2 separate regions of the Homo sapiens genome follow, and region 2 is linked to region 1. A link is a loop called in an ENCODE intact Hi-C map of the cell type or tissue named here. Cell type or tissue: breast epithelium. All regions are shown on one strand. Links, peaks and the distances in the headings refer to the core of each region. The heading gives the core; the rest is flanking DNA.

Evidence for each region. Peaks named below come from ENCODE experiments on the same cell type or tissue, not always from the same donor. Only the 100,000 strongest peaks of a DNase experiment are listed, where the experiment ranks them.
Region 2: a loop joins it to region 1, with 3 times the contacts of the local background. A loop is called at or near these places in 3 of 110 quality-filtered maps.

What each region holds. Positions count from the first base shown.
Region 1 is chr20:56,804,232-56,815,177 of GRCh38, forward strand. No RefSeq gene overlaps it. Among named protein-coding and RNA genes, the nearest start is that of TFAP2C, 180 kb to the left of the region's middle. RefSeq lists a silencer at 402-696 and enhancers at 410-1,281, 2,534-3,164, 3,165-3,794, 4,426-5,054. In breast epithelium, for the core only: no CTCF peak of the experiment used is centred there; DNase peaks (open chromatin) are centred at 4,090, 4,730, 5,640 and 6,110; H3K4me3 peaks cover 3,437 bases; H3K27ac peaks cover 5,637 bases.
Region 2 is chr20:56,640,902-56,651,847 of GRCh38, forward strand. No RefSeq gene overlaps it. Among named protein-coding and RNA genes, the nearest start is that of TFAP2C, 17 kb to the left of the region's middle. In breast epithelium, for the core only: no CTCF peak of the experiment used is centred there; no DNase peak of the experiment used is centred there; H3K27ac peaks cover 2,016 bases.

The DNA.
Region 1 (10,946 bases), core at 1,669-9,668:
TCGGCCTTCCAAGATGGTCTCGATCTCCTGACCTCGTGATCTGCCCACCTTGGCCTTCCAGGATGGTCTCGATCTCCTGACCTCATGATCCGCCCCCGCCTCGGCCTCCCAAAGTGCTGGGATTACAGGCGAGAGCCACCGCGCCCGGCCAGTTCAGCCTTCTTCTCCCTCCACACGCCATCCGGGGGGTGCTCAGTGGAGACCTGTTGACTCACAGCTCTGTCAACTCATGAGCCCCGTGTGTTTCCCGTCCTTTTTCTTGGGCCGACTGTATGACTTGGCTTATGTAAACCCGGCTCATCAAAATCGTAACAGATGTCTATCCCACAGCAAGGCTCACGTTCCCTCTTCCAGAAAAGCCTGCTTTTCTACATTTAGGAAATGGTGACGCAGGTAAAACACAGCAATTTGATCAGTCATGGTTTAGAAAGCATTTCACCTTCTGTGGGGTCAATTCCAAGGCAACAGGCAAGCTTGGGAATGTGTGCAGTCCCAGGCAAGGCGTCTGCGTGAACAGGGGAGCCCCCACCGTCAAGCTGCTGCCTTTAGCATCTCGCATTCCTAGCTCTCAGCTCCCCGCAGGACAAAAGGCTGCTTTCCTTCCCTGCCTCTGAGGTTAACAATCGGCCCATTCACACTCCCGACCTGTCTGGTAGCTGCTGGAAAACAGGTCCGTGCAACACAAGCAGGCACAATCCTCACACAAACATTTCCCCGCATTCTCGCACTGCCAATGCACTCAGCACACATCCACATACTCACACACAGACGCTTACACACATACACACACCCTTATGGTTATTGATGCACACCCAGACACACTCTCACATGCAAGCACACACTCTCATACACTTTTATACACAAACACAGTCTCACACAACACTCTCCCTCTACACACACACACACCCAGAAAATGCGAACTCACACACACACGCACACACATGCTTTCTCACACACATACACTTGCTTCTTCTGGGCCAGTGTTCCCCAAGGTTGGTGGGACTCGTGCACACACACTCTCACACACATGCTCATGCACTCACACACAGACACAGTCACACACACACACAGACACAGACACACTCTCATTCCTATGCACATGCACACACACTCCCCTCACACACTCACAGGCACACACTCCCTCCCCCCACACACTCACACACACACTCCCTCCCCCCACACTCACACACAGACACACTCACAGACACACTGCCTCCCGCACACACTCACACACAGACACATTCACAGACACACACTCCAACCCCGACACACTCACACACAGACACACTCACACACTCCGATCCCTACACACACACAGACACTCACAGATACTCCCTCCCCCACACACAGACACACTCACTCCCCCCCACAGACACACTCACAGACACACACTTCCTCCCCCTCACACACACAGACACACTCACACACACTCTGACCTCGACACACACTGAAAACCCTGGTAGGGACCAGGTGTGGATATGCAGATTTCATGGTCCAAGCTGAGGAAAACCTTGTAAATTGATGGTCAGTGAATTAATCAAAAAGCCTCTACTGGGCACCAGGCTGCAGGCTCCATGCTGGGGCCTGGGGAGCCCAAATCAGGAGAGAGGCGGTGGTGAGGCAGCTGGGCACAGACCGATGGATCAGGACCCACATCCCTCCAATCTCCAAGGACCTGGAGTCTCTTCTCAGCCTCAGTTTCCCCAGGTATAGTGACTCAATCCCCTCACTTCCTTCCTTTCTGTGGTGCCAAGGGGCTCGACACCCCTGGGCAGGGAGATGGGTGCCTTCTGATCCATGGTGAAGCCTTGCCTGGCTTGCTCTGGGAGAGGCAAGCAGGTAGCCAGCGCCTCAGAGGCACAGGGCCTTTGCAGCAGTGGCGCCACATGCCGGCAGCCTCCCCCAGGGTGAGGTGGCCTATTATACACACTGGCTCTGGGGCCAGGTGAGTGGCCTGTGTTCAAATCCTGCCTCTGCCACTTATAAGCTCAGCAGCCTTAGGCAAAATGCTGGGCCTCTCTGCAGCCGTCTTACTTGCAGGGCACGGATGATGCTGGCTCACCCGTTCCTCGGGAGAGTGAGTGAGTGAGTTCACAGAGAGCCCTGGGGACAGCGGGGGCTCAGCTCAGCACCCTGCCTCCTGCCTCAGGTTGGACCTTGTCCCTGGCTACCTCCTTCTCCCCCCAGCATGGCCCCTTATCTGGCCCTCCTTCCTCAGAGAGGCCTGCCCGGGCCACCTGGCGAGTGTAGCTTGGTCCCTGTGGCCTCATAGTACCCTCCTTTTTTTTTTTTTTTTTTTGAGACTGGCGTTGCTCTGTAGCCCAGGCTGGAGTGGAGGGGCACCACCATACTTCGCTGCAGCCTCAACCTCCCCAGGCTCAAGTGATCCTCCCACCTCGGCCTCCCGAGTCACTGGGACTGCAGGTGCACACCATCACACTCTGCTAATTTTCACATTTTTTGTAGCAATGGGATGTTGCCATGTTGCCCAGACTGGTCTCAAACTCCTGGGCTCAAGTGATTCTCCTGTTTCGGCCTCCCATAGTGCTGGGATTGCAGGGGTGAGCCACTGTGACTGGCCTCTCATAGCATCCTCTTTACCTCCTTGGCTGAGCTCGTCACAACTTACAACTTGATATTTATTCCTCTAGCCTTTTCCTTCCCCACTAGACTGTAAGGTCCGTGAGAGCAGGTCTGTCTGTTCCCCATGGTGTCTCCCCGGAGCCCAGCAGCGTGTTGGCCCACAGAAGGCACTGAGTACTTTCGTGCTGAAGAAGCTTCCAATAACCCTGACAGATGGAGAAGCAAATCCTGCTGTGTAGACCAAGAGGGGGAGGGGCTGCAGAGGCAGGGGGATTGGGGGTAAGACTGGATATTAGGAGACAGTGAGGAGAGGCAGTCACGCCCCGCCGGACAGCCGCCCACTTGCAGGGCACAGGCGGCATAAAGCAGTTTATTCAGGGAGCCCCAGGCCCACCAGGACAGCTGATCAAGGCAGGGACACGGCCAGCCACTGCGTTTTTGACACGACTTGCTGGCTCAGCCCTGGAGAACGTAATTATAAACCCCAACTCCACGAGGAGGAGGAGTTTCAGCCTCTTTTTCCCTGAGTATTTTGTGGAGCCCAAGGCCCAGGCCCGTGAGCCAACTCCCTGCAGGGTGGCTGAGCAGGCGCGGGTTTCTTTTCACCTTGCTCATTAGAGGATTAACAGTGAAGAAAAAAGCCATAAGGACAGCCACCGGGCACACACTGTCACCCGTGACCTCCTGCATCCCCCGGGGTTCTTCTTTCTGCCAGGGCAGACAGACATAGGCACCTCTCACCCTGGCTGCATGCAAATGGGCCTCAGTTTCCTGAATTGCTCACCTCAGGGGCGGTGCCAAGGGGAGATGAACATACAAATGAATGAACTAACATACTCTCTAAGTAAAAACCATGCTTCCTCTGTGAGTGGAGGCTTCAGACATGCCTAGGCTCCCCTTACATCTGGGCTTAGCCTTGAGCCCCTCCGAGGCAGAAATTCTGAAACCCCTTTGTCTCAACTTGAACTCAGGAGCCCTGTTTCTCCTCCATCCCTGTCCCTTCCTCCTACTCATTTGCCAAGTGACCTCGCAAACTCATAGAATGTCTCTGGAATAATACTTGCCCGACTGTCATCTCCTCCCTCTTACCTTCTCCACGGGATGTGAATTTCTGGTGACAAAACGTCCCTGCACCTTTAACCAAATCACTTCCAAACCTCACTGAGCCCCGACTTACTCATCTGCAAAATAAGACCGTGGCAGCGGAGCTCCCCACGCACACACCATGGCTCACAAAGACAGCGGGAATTTGGGGGAGCGCTCCTGGGGAGGTGGAGAACAGGTTAAAGGGGTGGGTGTGGTGGGATTAATTTGTTCCTCACAAGGTCTTCAGTGCTTCTGCTTTTAATTTCCTGTACCTCTTGGAAAGGGATTAACATCTTATTGCTCAAAGCAGTGACTGGGGAGAGGCGTGAGCAGGAAAGATGGTTCTAAGATGGAGTGAGTGTCTCAGGTGGGAGGGAGGCGGCTGGGGCCGAGGTGAGGCTGGGCTCTCTGGCTTTCCTGGCAGGGGAGTGCTTCCTCTTCCCTAGTTCACACCTGACCGGCCTGCTGAGCTTTCCACGGGCTGTGGGAGTGAACCCTCTAAGTTTTTTCCAGCCCTTCCTGCAGAGGTAATGTCTATCCTCGTGTGTGCCTCTAGGAGCTGCTGGATTAAAATAGTTAAATCAAGGAAGGACCCAGCCAAGCCATCCCCACCCATGGCTGGGGGCCTGTCCCAGGGCCAGCCTGCCTCCCGGGTGCTGTTTCCGGGTTTCCTGGGGAGCTTTCATCCCTGGGCACAGGGTGGTTTGTGCACAGCGAGGAGAGGAGGTGGGAGCCTGGCGGAGTCCAACCTGACCCCACTTGTTTGTTCCCTTCAGAGGCTTCTCTGCCCCTTCCCAGAGCTCCCTCTATGAAATAACTTGTTTGCTGAAAAAAAAACTTTCTTTACTCATTTTATTGCTGGTAAGTGTCCTGGTACAATAACTTATTGTGTGTTGGTCTGAAGTGAGGGTGGGGTGCGGAGAACCTTGGGAGCTCCAGCTGCCCCTTGCCCTCCCCCACTTGAACAGGTAAGACTTCCGAGATCAGAGGTGGAAGCTGGGAAGCCCTGGAGGCTCAGGAGCAAGCAGGAGCGAGTCTCCACTTGCCTTCAGCCTCTGCTTTTGAAGTGTGATTGCCTTGCAGATGGGCTCCACCCACACAACCGGCCCTTCCCTGGCAAAGGCTGGGCAACCGCTGCTCCCGCCCAGCATCCCCCAACCCACACCTCACCCCCCGCACCCCACATACACACATCTGTGCTCTGCGGATTCCCATGGAATCTTAAGGCCCTTAATAAGGAGTCCACACGCTGGGGCAAATGCACGATCTGAGCAGGTGTGTTCATCTGGGCTTCTAGTTGAAATCAAGTCTGAGGTCATTTCTGTTGGAAGAAGACTTACTCATTTATTCATTTATTAATTCATTCAACAAATATTGATTTACTGCCGACACCACATGGGCCACATGGCCATGCTGGGGATTAAGAAGAATGGGCTGGGGGTGAGCATAGCAGACACTCCTGCAGTTTGCCAGGGGAGAGAGACACGGAACAGATTCGAGAATAGGGGCAGACCAGGCACCTGCCATGTGCCAGGCACTCACCTGAGAGCTTTGCCTCTAGTATCGCATTTAATCTTCATAAGAACCTGATCCTGTAGGTTGATTGTTAGGATCCTCAATCAGGGAACCAAGGCTGACAGAGGTCAAGAGACTTGCCCGAGGTTGCTCAGCCAGTGAGGAGCAGGGCCTGGATTTGAATACGAGGTGCCTGGTTCAGAGGCCACACCTATAACCAGGACCCTGCATGCCTGTGATGAGTTCTTAATCGCCGTGAGAAGGCCAGGAGCGAACAGCAGGGTCTGCTCTGGGCGATTCTAGAAAGGGAACCTGATTCAGGCTGGAGATCAGCAAGACTGTCGGAGGAAACGCCCTTGAAGCTGCACTTGGAAAGATGGGGAAGAATCAGATGGGCCAAGAATGGAAGCATGTTCCAGGAAGAGTGAACGGCATGTGCCAAGGCCCCGAGGCAGAAGAACGTGGTATGTGGGAGGAATGCACGGAGGCTCATGTGGCTGGAGCCAGCACACAGGTCCTGTCCCTTTTGTAGCAGATGCAGTTCCCTACTCACCAATTGCTCGCCCTTCTCCCACCTAACCAACAGCACCCCGCTTCTCTCCCCCACAGCCCCGAGGGAGGGTGAGTTTCAGGAAAGGTAGGCTCCAACCCAGGTGTGGCAGAAGCTATTTTCTCCAAATGGCTATAATGATCTCTCTGGCCTCACATGCTCTTCCGGGGCCTTGCCACACTCTGTTAAGTGGCAGAGGTGATTGATTTCCCTGTCATTTGAGCCTGGGTGGATTCTGTGGCTGCTTCGGCGACTAGAATGCAGTGGAAGTGAGCCTGAATGACTCCTGAGGTCAGGTCAGAAAAGGCGATGTAGCTTTTGCTTGTCTCTGTCTCTCCCCCACCCCCTTCATCCCTGGAACCCAGCCACCATGTTGGGAGGAAGCCCAAGCCTGCCCACATGGGTAGAACACATGGAGAGGCCCATGAAGAAAAACAGGCCTCCAGCCAACAGCCGGTCTCTACCACCAGATATGGAGTGAGTGAGCCTTCGGATGATTCTAGCCCCAGCCTTTAAGACTTCTGACTGAGGCTCCAGACACCTTAAAGCAGAGACAGGCTGCTTCTGCCACCCGAATTCTTGACTCAGAATCCATTAGCATAAAAAATGTTTATGCTTCTAAGTTTGAGGATAATTTGTTACACAGCTATAGTAACTGGGTTGCTTGTCTGATAAGCCCATTCCCCTTGCCAGGGATTGGTTTGAGGGTGGGCTTGGGATTCAACTCCAGCCAATGAGAAGTGAGGGGGTGTCTACTGAGGGGACTTCTGGGGAAGATTTCCTGCTCTTGAAAGAAAAGTATTAGCCAGGCACAGTGGCTCATGCCTGTAATCCTAGTACTTTGGGAGGCTGAGGGGGGTGGACAGATCACTTGAGCCCAGAAGTACAAGAGCAGCCTGGACAACATGGCAAAACTCTGTCTCTATAAAAAATACAAAAATTAGCCATCTGTGATGGTGCATGCCTGTAGTCCCAGCTACTCAGGAGATTGAGACAGGAGGATCACGTGAGTCTGGGAGGTCGAGGCTGCAGTTAGCCAAGATTACTCCACTGAACTCCAACTTGGGTGACACAGTGAAACCCTGTCTCATTAAAAAAAAAAAAAAGGAAGGAAGAAAAAAGTTATCAAGAAGATGCAGTCCTTTACTCCCTCCAGATGAGGCTGTATGAGAAGATAATAACTGGGCAATGGCAGCCACGTTTAGACTATGAGGGGAGTAACCCAAAGATGGTGGAATACAAAAAGAGGAAGAATCTTGGTCCTTAAGTGAATAAGCCATGGATTATCCAACCTTGGGCCCACCCCACTTCAGTGAAATAATAACCCCCCTATGTTTAAAGCATTTTGAGTTTGACTTATTACTTTCTAAGTGATATATTGCCTTTCCCCTCACATCCCACCTTTCCCCTGCTCCGGCTCACCTCTGAATTTGGGGCAGGAAGGGCTTAAGAAGCTCTGGTACACAAAGAAAAAATTCCTGTTTAGTATCCTCGAAGGTCAACAGTGGGAGGGAATTGAAAGGGGATTCTGGCCAGGAGGTCTGATAGTGGAGAAAAGAGGTTAAGAAAGAAAGGGAGAAAGTCAAAGGTAAAGACCAGTGAGGGAAGAAACAGAAAAGATCATGCAGTAAAAACAAGAAAAGTAAGGACAAAAGAACAGGACAGAGATCTGGGGGGAAATAGTAAGGGCTTCAAGGCTACAAGACATACTTTGACCACCCTCTGATGCTAGAACAGTCTTCCTCACATCCTCTTATGAGGCCACACAAGACAGGGATTAAACATGCAAACTCTGGAGATAGAATTATGATTCCATTACTTTCTGTCTAGATGAACTTGGGCAAATTACTTAATTATACTCAACCTCGGAAGATTTGTAAAATAGGTATTGATTATCAAAATGCTCAGCCGGGCATGGTGGCTCATGCCTGTAATCCTAGCACTTTGGGAGGCCAAGGTGGCTGGATCACCTGAGGTCAGGAGTTTGAGACCAGCCTGGCCAAAATGACGAATCCCTGTCTCTACTAAAAATACAAAAATTAGCCGGGTGTGGTGGCGGGTGCCAATAATCCAGCTATTGAGGAAGGAGAATTGCTTGAACCCGGGGAGGCAGAGGTTGCAGTGAGCTGAGATCACACTGCTTCAGTCCAGCCTGAGTGAAAGAGCAAAACTCCGTCTCAAAAAAAAAAAGGTCACCCCAAGGGGTTGCTGAAAGGATTTTACTCAGGACTCTACTAAGCTGTCAGTACAGAAATTCAATTCAGGCTTCAGCAATATAGAAAAATATTTGACTCATATCCCTGAAAGGTCAAAGAGTATCTGGCTTCAGGCATGGCTGGATCCAGGGACTCAAATATCAGGAGTGGATCTCTATGCGTCTTTTGTCTCTTTTTCTCCCATTGCCATTACTTTCAGTCAAGCTTCCCCTCCAAGGTTGCACGCAGATGTAGCCCTATGTCCCACCTTCTCAGCAGGTTCAAAGGGCTGATACCTTTGTTCCTGGGTCTTGGGAGTGCTATGATTGCACCAATATGTGTCCTGTACCCATTCCTGCACATATTAAGTAACTAAGGGGATGGATTATGCTGATCAACCAGACCAGGGTCCTTGGTATGGAGGCTGGGCCAGCTCTACCCCAACCACGTGGGCTAAGATGGTAAATGTAGTAAATGCATGTGTGTGTGTTTGGGAGTGAGAGGGAGGTTTCCAGAAAAATTGAGTTGCTATTAAAAGAAGCAGGGATGACTACCAGACAGACACAACAGAGTTTACAATAAGTACGCTTGGCAGCTATGTTAGGACGTTCTTGCATTGCTATAAAGAAATACTTGAGACTGGGTAATTTATACAGAAAAGAGGTTTAATTGGCTTACAGTTCTGCAGGCTTTACAGGAAGCATGATGCTGGCACCTGCTTGGCTTCTGGGGAGGCCTCAGGAAGCTTCCAATCATGGCAGAAGGTGAAGGGGGAGCAGGCATGTCACATAGCAGGAGCAGGAGCAAGAGAGAGAGAGTGGGGAGGTGCCACATTTTTAAATAGCCAAATCTTGCAAGAAGTCACTCACTATTGTGAGGACAGCACTAAGAGAATGGCACTTCCCTCTCTCGTCTCCCGATTTCACACACACCATGCCATCTGCCTGATGCACTCTTTGCCTTCCCTCTTTGCCCACAGCATGGTGCATCCTTCTGATTTCAGCACAAACATTACATGCTAACGGTCCCTCCTATGTGCTCCCAAGCCCCCTGGGCTTTTCTCATTATGGACATGTCATGCCATGGTGATTACGAGGCTCCCTCTCCAGAACAAGGTTTCTCAACTTTGGCACCACTGACATTGGGGACTGCATCATTCTTTGTTGTTAGGGGGCTGTCCAGGGCACTGCACAATGTTTATTGGCATCTCTGGCCTCTACCCATTACAGGACAACAGAATTCCCCCCACCTTCAGTTGTGACAACAATAGTCATGAGAAATCCACCGCCACGAGCTAATCACCTCCCACCAGGCCCCACCTCCAGTACTGAGAATTACAAATTAACATGAGATTTGGGCAGGGACACAGATCCAAACTACATCCGAGCTAACACTTCCGCTGCTCGGGACTTCTCTAAGAGAAGCAATTTCAAGGAAGGCAAACCCTGACTCTTTTTTCTTTTTTTTAATTTAATTTAATTTAATTTAATTTAATCTAATTTAATTTTAAGTTCTGGGATACACGTGCAGGACGTGCAGGTTGGTTACATAGGTAAACATGTGCCGTGGTGGTTTGCTGCACCCATCAACCCGTCACCTAAGTATTAAGCCCCGCATGCATTAGCTATATATCCTGATGCTCTCCCTCCCTCATTCCCCCTGCAACAAGCCCCAGTGTGTGTTGTTGCCCTCCCTGTGTTCTGATTGCTAGGCTCTCACTTATAACTGAGAACATGCAGTGTTTGGTTTTCTGTTCCTGTGTTCGTTTGCTGAGGATAATGGCTTCCAGCTTCATCCATGTCCCTGCAAAGGACATAATCTTGTTTCTTTTGTGGCTGCATAGTGGTCCATGGTGTATATGTACCACATTTTCTTTCTTTTCTTTTCTTTTCTTTTTTGAGACAGAGTCTCACTCTGTTGCCCAGGCTGGAGTGCATTGGCACCATCTCGGTTCACTGCAACCTCCACCTCCCGAGTTCAAGCGATTCTTCTGCCTCAGCCTCCTGAGTAGCTGGGATTACAGGCGTGTGCCACCATGCCTGGCTACTTTTTGTATTTTTAGTAGAGACGGGGTTTCACCATGTTGGTCAGGCTGGTCTTGAATTCCTGACCTCATGATCTGCCCGTTTTGGCCTCCCAAAGTGCTGGGATTACAGGCATGAGCCACCGCGCCTAGCCCATGTACCACATTTTCTTTATCTAGTCTATCATTGATGGACATTTGGGTTGATTCTATGTCTTTGCTATTGTGAATAGTGCTGTGATGAACATACGTGTGCATTGTCTGTGTGATAGAATGATTTATATTCCTTTGGAACCCGGACTCTTGAGTGGAAAACATGTCAAGAACAAATTACTTTTTTAAAAAATCGTGGTAAAATACAAATGACATAAAACTTACCATTTTAACCATGTTTAAGTACACAGCTCAGAGGCATTAAGTACATTTGCGTTGTTGCACAACCGTCACCACCGCCCGTCTCCAGGTGTGGTCATCCAAACTATAACTCCAGGTGTTTGTCAACCCAAACTATAAGTCTGTCCCCATTAAACACTAACACCCCGCCCCCTCTTCCCCTGCGCGGCTGACGACTTCCTTTCTATCTTCTGTCCCTATCAATTTACCTGCTCTAGGAACCTCCGGAAAGTGGACTCGCCCAGTGTTTGTCCTTTTGTGTCTGCTCCTTTCACTTTAGCTTCATGTCTTCAAGGTTCATCTATGTTGCACCAAGTGTTCAAATTTTATTCCTTTTGAGACCAAATGATATTCCTTAGTAGGGATATTCTGTATTTTGTTGATCCACTGATCTGTTGATGGACATTTGGGTTCTTTCCAGGGCAGAGGCCTTTGAAGCCAAGAGAGCGCCCACTTTCATTCTTATAGGCAGCTTGACACCCCGTCAGTATTTGCCTGCCCCTCTTCCTGTCCTTTCTGGAGTGCAGTTATTCCTGCTCGGAAAGGAGCAGGAGCAAACTAGAGTAACATTGGAAGAGAGGAGGAGGAGGGGGAGGGGATT
Region 2 (10,946 bases), core at 1,042-9,041, 160 kb before region 1:
GAGTACAGTGGCTCGATCTCGGCTCACTGCAAGCTCCGCCTCCCGGGTTCATGCCATTCTCCTGCCTCAGCCTCTTGAGTAGCTGGGACTGCAGGCACCCGCCACCACACCCGGCTAATTTTTTTTGTATTTTTAGTGGAGACAGGGTTTCACCCTGTTAGCCAGGATGGTCTTGATCTCCTGACCTCATGATCCACCTGCCTCAGCCTCCCAAAGTGCTGGGATTACAGGCGTGAGCCACCACGCCCGCCCAAGCAGTGCTTCTTACTTGCCGGGTTCTTTCTCCACATCCCCACTGGAAGTCTGGGGACTGCCACTGAGCTCTTGAGTCTGATGCACGATAATGAGTTTTTCTTCCCAACACCTGAGCTGATGCTGTAGCCAAAAACCAGGTCCCCTCAAGAGGATCCTACTGAAACATTAGCTCCCTTGCAGATTTTTTTTTTTTTTTTTTTTTGAGATGGAGTCTCGCTCTGTTGCCCAGGCTGGAGTGCAATGGCATGATCTCAGCTCACTACAAGCTCCGCCTCCTCGGTTCACACCATTCTCCTGCCTCAGCCTCCCGACTAGCTGGGACTACAGTCGCCCGCCACCACGCCCAGCTGATTTTTTTGTATTTTTTAGTAGAGGCGGGGTTTCACCATGTTAGCCAGGATGGTCTCGACCTCCTGACCTCGTGATCCACCTGCCTCGGCCTCCCAAAGTACTGGGATTCCGGGCGTGAGCCACCGCGCCCAGCCCTCCCTTGCAGATTTTTCTGGAAACTCTTGCTTACTTGTGAAATAAGGGTGCAGTGCCCTTTGGCATTAGGTTGGTGGACCCTCGCTTCTCGTGGCCCAGAGTGGGTTTTGTTTCAAGCCCCATGTTAGTGGGAATCACCCTCCCTTTTCCCCTTGCCCTGTGCTGTTGTGGCACACTGGCTGTGGAGGCACATGATATCACTGATGTCTTGGCCCTCTGACAGAAGAAATAAAGATACGCTTCCTTTTTTTCCCTGGTTGCACTGAAAGAAACCCCATCAGTTGTCTGAAGGGTATATACTGCCTAGAATTCCACTTATGTGAGAGAGACTGTCGGCGGGATTGCCCATCTGTTGACTGGGTACTTTGGCCATCTGGGTACCTGGCACTTGGAAGGTGCCCCGGGCCCTGCAGATAGGGGCACCTATAGATTTCCTGAAAGGGCAGAGAGAGTGTTTTCAATAGCAGTTCTTGGTTGTCTTACCTTCCATGTGTGCACAATTTAAGTTGTGGGTTAGAAAAGGGATGACTGGTCTGTTTCTCATTGAAATGATTCCATGCAGTGGCCATCATTCTTTTCTTTTTGGGGGTCTAGTATCAGTAAGCTCTGAGACCAAAGGTTCTTATATTTGAATGTTAATAAACAAAACAAGGTAGGGTCATGGGTGGGTGAGAAACAAAGAGAAACTTCTCTGATGACTTGGCAGTGGTTGGGTTTCTGGAGCCCATCGAGATTCCCTGGGGAAACGTTGGCTGCTGTGCATTATTAAGGAGGTTGCTGTTACTTCCGAGGACTTCTGAACGTTTTCCAGTCTTTTCCTTTTGCAAGTTGGTAGGGGGTATCATGGGGTGGCGGTTTAATTTGCCTTCCTTAGCAAGTAGGTGAAGAACCTGGAAGCAGCTGCTGTTGCCACAAAGGGGAAGAACAGCCCTGAGATTCTTTTGCTTGTGTTTGACAGGTGATGGAGTGAAGTCGGGATCCTTAGCAAAGTCCTCCCTGGCCAGCTAAGCTCAGTGGGCAGTACGAGTTTTCCCCTTGTTTAGAGACAAAGGGTTTGCTTTTGGCATTTTGATGTTGCAATGCTTGGATACGCTCTTCCCAGGAGTAGATCTTGCTCTTGGATGATAGTGGTAATTTTTTTTTTTTTTTTTCCTGAGATGGAGTTTCACCCTTATTGCCCAGGCTAGAGTGCAATGGCACAATCTCGGCTCACTGCAGCCTCTGCCTCCTGGGTTCAAGCGATTCTCCTGCCTCAGTCTCCCAAGTAGCTGGGATTACAGGCGTGCATCACCATGCCCAGCTAATTTTTGTATTTTTAGTAGAGACAGGGTTTCACCATGTTCGTCAGGCTGGTCTTGAACTCCTGACCTCAGGTGATCTGCCTTTCTTGGCCTCCCAAAGTGTTGGGATTACAGACGTGAGCCACTGCATCCAGCTGATAATGGTAATTGTTGACTTAACTTTTTCAGATCTCAGTATACCATGGGTTTCTCTTCCATATTAGTAGTCCTCATTTGCTTTTCTGAAATCTACAGGTCACCACCCTGGGAGTCTTGATGATGCTTGGAGCCATCAAAACCTCACCCCTCCCAGGTTTGCCAATACAGACTGCTGTCATGCACAAGGTCCATATTGATACAAGGCAGATCATACCTTGAAGGTCTCTGTCTGCTAGTAACATGATCTTCTGCAGAAACAAACTTGACCTTAGGCTTTACAAAAAGTAACTCTTACGTTAGAGCCCATAGTTGCATGGAACGCTCAATTATTTTTGGCACAGGCATAAACGCTGTAATTTCCTGACTTCTTTTGGATAACATCTAGATGGGGGAAATGGGTAGAAGAAAAGCACGGAAACCAAATAGAATTGAAAGGCATAATTCCAGGGTCCTGTCCAAGGAATGTTTACGAGGTCAAGTCCGTGTGTGTGTGTGTGTGTGTGTGTGTGTTTCAAGACACATGTGGTGTTACTGTGGCTTCTCAACGTTTTCCAGGAAGATCTCGGCCTTCAGGAGTGACACTCCCTACGAGAATGTGAACGTGGGTGAGTTGAAGAGGACACCTTGGCATCTGGCCTTTGCTGAGGCTGGAAAGCATTTGGGACTTCACAGTTGTTGTGGGTTGAATGCTGCCCCCAAAAGATTTGTTCAAGTCCTAAATTCCCAGTACCTCAGAATGTGACCTTAATTGGAAATAGGGTTGGTGCAGGTAATTTGAGCCAAGGTCCTACTGGAGTAGAGTAGGCCTTAATCCAGTAAGACATGTTCATATAAGAAGAGAATAAGCCTGGGTGCGGTGGCTTATGCCTGTAATTCCAGCAATTTAGGAGGCCGAGGTGGGCGTATCACCTGAGGTCAGGAGTTCAAGACCAACCCGGCTAACATGGTGAAACCACGTCTCTACTCAAAATACAAAAATTAGCTGGGCGTGATGGTGAGTGCCTAATCTTAGCTACTTGGGAGGCTGAGGTGGGAGAATCACTTGAACCCAGGAGGTGGAGGTTGCAGTGAGCTGAGATCGTGCCATTGCACTCCAGCCTGGGTGACAGAGTGAGACTCTATCAGAAGATGCTGGGCGTGGTGGCTCACGCCTTTAATGCCAGCACTTTGGGAGGCTGAGGTGGGTGGATCACCTGAGGTCAGGAGTTCTTTCAGACAGCCTGACCAGCATGGAGAAACCCTGTCTCTACTAAAAATACAAAATTAGCCGGGCGTGGTGGTGCACGCCTGTAATCCCAGCTACTTGGGAGGCTGAGGCAGGAGAATCACTTGAACCCGGGAGGCGGAGGTTGTGCGAAGATTGTGCCATTGCACTCCAGCCTGGGCAACAAGAGTGAAATTCCAACTCAAAAAATAATAATAATAAATAAGCCGGGTGCGGTGGCTCACGCCTGTAATCCCAGCACTTTGGGAGGCTGAGGCAGGCGGATCATGAGGTCAGGAGATCAAGATCATCTTGGCTAACTCAGTGAATCCCTGTCTCTACTAAAAATACAAAAAAATTAGCCGGGAGTGGTGGCGGGTGCCTGTAGTCCCAGCTACTTGGGAGGCTGAGGCAGGAGAATGGCGTGACCCCGGGAGGCGGAGCTTGCAGTGAACCGAGATTGCACCACTGCACTCCAGCCTGGGCAACAGAGCGAGACTCCATCTCAAAAAAAAAAAAAAAAAAAAAGACGACACAGATGGGATAATGCTATGTGACAGGGGAAGTGGAGAGTAGGGGGATGTGGCTAAAAACCACGGAACATTAAGGATTGCCAGCTACCACCAGAAGCTGGAAGAAGCAAGGAAGGATTCTCCCCTCCAGATTTCAGAAGGAGCACGGCCCTGCTGAGATTTGGATTTTGGATTTCTAGTCTCTAGAGCTGTGAGACAATAAATCCATATCTGCTTTTTTAATGAGACAGGGTCTTGCTGTGTCACCCCGGCTGGAGTACAGAAGTATAATCCTAGCTCAATGTAGCCTCGACCTCCCAGGCTCAAGGGATCCTCCCACTTCAGCCTCCCAAGTAGCTGGGACCACAAGTGTGCACCACCATGCCTGGCTAATTTTAAAATTTTGTGTACAGACAGCATTTCTCCCTATTGCTCAAGCTGGTTTTGAACTCCTGGGCTCAAGTGATCCACCTGCCTCTGCCTCCCGAAGTGCTGGGATTACAGGCATGAGCCACCGCGCCCGGTCTGCTTGTTTCTTTTAACTGGGTTCTTCAAGGTATCCCCTCCAAACAGTGACTAAACCTATCAGGTCACCAGAAGTGTGTGGAAGGATTAATATTGATGCCCTTGTGTGGCCTTTGACTTACTGAATCAGGAACTCTGGGTTTAGGATCCAGGAATCTGTATTTTATTAAAAACAGACTTGGTGATCTTGACCATGAGCTGAGTTTAGGGACCACTGCCTTCCATCTTCTAGTTCAAAAATGTTATTGAGTCACATCCATTCTGGAGAGGGGTGTAACTTGCTCTGTGTCCCCAGCATCCTCTCCAGGGGATGTCCTCCTGCTCTTGGGCTCCTACTGCACCCAGAGGGCACCAAGCAGTTGGGACACTGTGGTTCAAGGCCAGCCTGGAAAGATAGGGAGACTGTCTCTACAAAAAGATAAAAATGAAAAAAATTAGGGTTGGTGGTGCTTGCCTGTAGCCCTAGCCACTTAGGAGGCTGAGGTGAAAGGATCCCTTGAGCCCAGGAGGTTGAGGCTGCAGTAAGCTGTGATGGTGCCACTGCACTCCAGCCTGGGTAACAGAGCGAGACCCTATCCCAAAAACAAACAGTCTGGGCCGGGCGCGGTGGCTGACGCCTGTAATCCCAGCACTTTGGAAGGCCGAGGCGGGCGGATCACGAGGTCAGGAGATCGAGACCGTTCTGGCTAACACAGTGAAACCCCGTCTCTACTAAAAAAAAAAAAAATTACAAAAATTAGCCGGGTGTTGTGGCGGGCGCCTGTAGTCCCAGCTACTCAGGAGGCTGAGGCAGGAGAATGGCCTGAACCCGGGAGGCGGAACTTGCAGTGAGCCGAGATCGCGCCACCGCACTCCAGCCTGGGCGACAGAGCGAGACTCCATCTCAAAACAAACAAACAGAAAAAAGCAACAAAACAAAACAAACAGTCTGGCTTCTTCAGTAGACCCTGAGGTCATGAGGGCCAGAGCTATGTCTGTCTTGTGCTTTAGGGTCTCTCCACGCACTAGCTCAATGCCCAGTAAGCACCCACATTGAATCATACGGCTGAGCCTGGGCTATGGGGTGGGGTCTATGGGCAGTTCCTTTTCCAGAGCCTCTTCAGGGCTCAGGGCCATGTGTGGATTGGGGCCGGCCCACCAGAAAGAATTTCACCTCGGCCTCCCCAGGTGCTGGGATTACAGGCCTTAACTCCTGCACCCTGCCCCTTCATGTATTTTTAGGCTGCTATCCTGCTTCCTTCAAACCTCCCATCTTTTCCAAACTTAGGATCTCCAGGTCTCTCAGTGAGTCCCTCTGTGCCTTGGTTTCTAGAATCTGTTCTTAACAAATGGTTAGAGAAAATAAAAATAAATGTTCCAGGTGAGAACACACACACAAACTTGAGCCAAAGCCGGAAGATGAGAGGGCATGCAGTGCAGATACTTAAGGAGGGAATCCCAGAGAGGGAGGAGCATGTGCAAAGGCCCTGAGGTGGGGGTGTGCTGGGATTTTCATGGGAGAGCAGAAAGGACCCTGTGGCTGGAGTGGGGAGGGTGGGGTGAACAGCAGATGTAGGGAGGACGCAGACTCTGGATCTTACCCCCGGGGACATGGGGAAGCCAGTGGGGTTTGGGCCACAGAAACTTCCGAATCTTGTGTTTTGAAGGGAGCACTCAGCCACTGGCTGCTGAATAGACTGGGTTGTGTGTGTGTAATTCCAGCTCCGTCCATTTCTCTCGAGCACTGAGCACAACTTTCTCTGTACTTCTTCACTTTGGAGGGGCAAGGAGGGGTGAAGTCTTGCTGGTTGTGTTTCCATTTATTCAACAAATGTTTATTGAATACCTCCTGGAGGCTGGGCTGTGTTCTAAGCATGGGGGCATAGGTGTGAACTGGGTAGAGTCTGGCCCTGCTGGCAGGGAGCTTGGTCTAGTGGTGGAGCCAGACGATAAAGAGCATTTTATTTTATTTATTGAGACGGGGTCTCGCTCTGTTGCCCAGGCTGGAGTGCAATGGCGTGATCTTAGCTCACTGCAACCTCTGCCTCCCGGGTTCAAGTGATTCTCCTGCCTCAGCCTCCCGAGTAGCTGGGATTAAAGGCGCCTGCTACCATGCCTGGCTAATATTTTGTATTTTTGGTAGAGACGGGGTTTCACCATATTGGCCAGGATGGGTCTCGAACTCTTTACCTCAGGTGATCCACCCGCCTTGGCCTCCCAAAGTGCTGGGATTACAGGCGTGAGCCACTGTGCCTGGTCCCCAAAGAGCATTTTAGATAGCAATAGTGCTTGGAAGAAAATAAAACAGGTAGTGACCAGGGCAGCTCATTTCAGACAGGTGCAGTCATTGCAGCTTCGTGGAAGAGGTGACATCTGAGCTGAGCCTTGACTGATGCAAAGGTCTGCCTGAACCTACTGTGTGTGTGCTTTTTAGCCAAATTCCTATTGACCTATGAAGATTATACATCTAAACCTCAGGGGTTACCTCAGCCCTCCTGTTGGAACAGCTACAGTTTCACCTCCCCTGTCCAAGGCATGCTGGCACCCAGGAAGGCAAGAAGGAATTGAGGCTGTGTGACACCTGGACCTAACACCTTTGAGGCTGTTATGAGACCACATTACAAGATCCCTTATGTTAAACCCTGCCTAGGTCAGTGACATGGAACCGATGTTGGTTTAGGTTTCTTGAGACAGGGTCTTGCTCTGTCACTGAGACTGGAGTGCCACGGTGCAATCTTGGCTCACTGCAGCCTCGACCTCCTGGGCACAAGTGATCCTCCTGCCTCATCCTCCTGAGTAGCTGGGACTGCAGGCATGCACCGTTACATCTGGGCTAATTTTGCTTATTTTTTATAGATGAGTTTCACTACGTTGCCCAGGCTGGTCTTCACCTCCTGGGCTCAAGTCATCCTCCCGCCTTGACCTCCCAAAGAGTTGAGATTACAGGCATGAGGCACCACACCGGACTCCATTAGGTTTTTAAAGCTTTTTGTAGAAAGTGATGCTGAAAGAAAGAAGTGGGTATTCCATGTCCTGGTACCTCTGGCTGCCAGAGGGAAGGAATGAGAGCTATTTCTTGCCATCTTCCTGTGCTGTCTTTGGTAGTTCTCTCCCAGGGACATGTCTTTCCCTCAGTGTTTGATGCGATGGGATGCCTGTGGCCACTGTGACGCGGGGATCAGCTGCTAGAGTAGGTCCTGCTGCACATCAGGACTCACACTACTTGTGGCTCATGGTCCCCAAGGAACCTGCTTCCTTAGGGAAGATGAGGATTTGATATGACAATAATGATAATCATTATCATCATCATACCATAATAGCTTCCATCAACAGAGAATTTACTGTGTGTCAAGAGTTTTATTTTTTGAAAAAAAAAAATTGTAGGTATTACTGGCTGGACATGGTGGCTCACACCTGTAATCCCAGCACTTTGGGAGGCTGAGGTGGAGTTCAGGCCTCCTCACTTGAGCCTAGGAGTTCAAGACCAGCCTGGGCAACATAACAAGACCCCATCTCTATAAAAAATTAAAAAATTAAAAAATTAGCTTGGCATGGTGGCGCCTGCCTGTAGTCCCAGCTACTTTGGAGGCTGAGGTGGGAGGATGGCTTGAGCCCGGGAGTTGAGGCTGTAGTGAGTTATGATCGTGCCGCTGCATTCCAGCTTGTGTGACAGAGATTGACCCTGTCTCTAAAATAAATAAAAATTAAAAATTGTAGGTATTATGTTCTTAGGGCTCCAAATTCACAAGGAGCCACTGAAAAGTCTTCCACTGCCCCAGCGTCCCAGCTGCATTCTCCCGAGGCAACTGTTTCTGGTTCCTTGTGTCTCCTCTCAGAGACATTTTATGAAAATGTAACAACATATGTATTTTTCTTTTTTTTTTTTCCACAAATGGTAGCATATGGTATATATTTTACACTATGCTTTTTTTTTTTGGAGGGGACAGGGTCTCTCACTCTGTCGCCCAGGCTGGCATGCGGTGGTACAATCTCTGCTCACTGCAACCTCCGCCTCCCAGGCTCAAATGATCCTCCGACCTCAGCCTCCCGAGAAGCTGGGACTACAGGCAGATGCCACCACGCCCAGCTAACTATTTTATGTTTTGTAGAGATGGGGTTTCTCCATGTTGCCCAGGCTGCTCTTGAACTCCTGAGCTCACGGCCTCCCAAAGTGCTGGGATTAAAGGCATGAGCCACCGCCCGCCTGGCCTACACTGTGCTTTTTTACTTAATGTATTTTTAAAAGTCATTTTAGGAGGTTTAAAAAAGTCAGTGATGGCCAGGCGCGGTGGCTCCCGCCTGTAATTCTAGCACGTTGGTGGGTGGAGGCGGGCACATTGCCTGAGCTCAGGAGTTTGAGACCAGCCCGGGCAACGAGGAGAAACCCTGTCTCTACTAAAATACAAAAAGTTAGCCGGGTGTGGTGGCAGGTACCTGTAGTCCCAGCTACTTGGGAGGCTGAGGCAGGAGAATCGCTTGAACCTGGGAGGTGGAGGTTGCAGTGAGCCAAAATCGCGCCACTGCCCTCCAGCCTGAGCGCAAGAGCGAGACTCTGTCTCAAAAAAGCCCCCAAAAACCTAGTAATAATAGGTTTTATTTACTGAAGGTTTACTATCTGCTAGGCATTGTGCCACTTTAAATCATGAGGTATGTTGTAAACATGATCTATAGTGACATATATTGTATATGTAGTGATATGTACTGTATATGTCATATAGTGTCATGTGACATACTGTATATACATACACTGATAGATGTTATTTATGTGATGTCCATTGTAAACATGACATATAGTACTTTTGTTTACCGGGTGCTTACTAACTGCTGTACCCTCCGTGGGCATTCTTCCATCCAGTTGGCCCATTGTCAATTCCTTGCTCATCCATCCACTCTTCCTACACAAGACCCATCTCTAAGAAAAATATTTTCAAAAATTAGCCGGGCTGGGTGCAGTTGCTCACACCTGTAATCACAGCACTTTTGGAGGCTGAGGTGGGTGGATCACTTGAGCCAGGAGTTCAAGACCAGCCCAAGCAACATGGCAAAACCCCGTCTCTACCAAAAATACAAAAATTAGCTGGGCATGGTGGTGAGCACCTGTAATCCCAGCTACTCAGGGGGCTGAGGCAGGAGGATTGCTTGAACCTGGGAGGCAAAGGTTGCAGTGAGCCGAGATTGTGCCACTGGACTCCAGCCTGAGTGACAGAGAAAGGAAAAGCTTTAAAAACCTAACGGATATGGGTACGGTCTTAAAAAAAAAAAAGAAAAAAAATTAGCCGGATGTGATGGGGCATGACTACTACAGCCCCAGCTACTCAGGAGGCTGAGGTGGGAGGATCGCTTGAGCCCAAGAGTTGGAGGCTGCAGTGAGTTATGATCACCACACTGTACTCCAGCCTGGGCAACAGAGCAAGACTATCTCTAAAAATAAAAATTAAAAATAAAGAAAAAAGAGGCCTGGTGTGGTGATGCCTGTAATCGCAGCACTTTGAGAGGCCGAGGTGGGTGGATCACCTGAGGTCAAGGGTTCGAGACCAGCCTGGGCTGGGCTGGGCTGGGCTGGTCTGGCATGGTGGCTCATGCCTGTGATCCCAGCACTTTGGGAGGCCGAGGTGGGCGGATCATGAGGTCAGGAATTTGAGACCAGCCTGACCAACATGGTGAAACCCCGTCTCTACTAAAAATACAAAAACTAGCTGAGTGTGGTGACACGCTCCTGTAATCCCAGCTACTCAGGAGGCTGAGGTAGAAGAGTCGCTTGAACCCGGGAGGCGGAGGTTGAAGTGAGCCGACATTGTGCCACTGTACTCCAGCCTGGGTGACAGAGCAGGACTCTGTCTCAAAAACAAAAACAAAACAAAACAAAAAACCCAACAAATTAGTTGGGCATGGTGGTGCACACCTGTATAATCTTAGCTACTTAAGAAGCTGAGACAGGAGAATCACTTGAACTGGGAGGTGGAGGTTGCGCAGTGAGCTGAGATCGTGCCACTATACTCCTGGGTGACAACAGCAAGACTCTGTCTCAAAAAAAGAAAGAAAAGAAAAAGACAATGGTAAAAAAAAAAAAAAAAAAAAAGAATAAATACACAATTTAGTGTTTTTGTCTTGTTTTGTTTTGAGACAGAGTCTTACTGTAGCACGCAGGCTGGCATTTCATGATGTGATCACAGCTCACTGCAGCCTTGACCTCTTGGGTTCAAGTAATCTTCCTGCCTCAGCCTCCTGAGCACCTGGGGCTACAGGCGTGCACCGTTACACCCACTAATTGTTTGATTTTTTTGTATCAGGGTATCTCCCTGTATTGCCCAGGTTGGTTTCAAACTCTTGAGCTCAAGGAATCCTCCTGCCCCTGCCTCCCGAAGTGCTGGGATTACAGGTGTGAGCAATCACGGCCAGCCACAATTTAGTGTTTTATGAAACCATCACCATAGTCAACATAATGGGCACACCCGTTGCCCCGAAATATAGTTCCCTTGTGTTCTTTTATCATCCTTCCTTCTACCCCTCCTCACAACTCTGCCCCCAGCCAACTACTGACCTGCT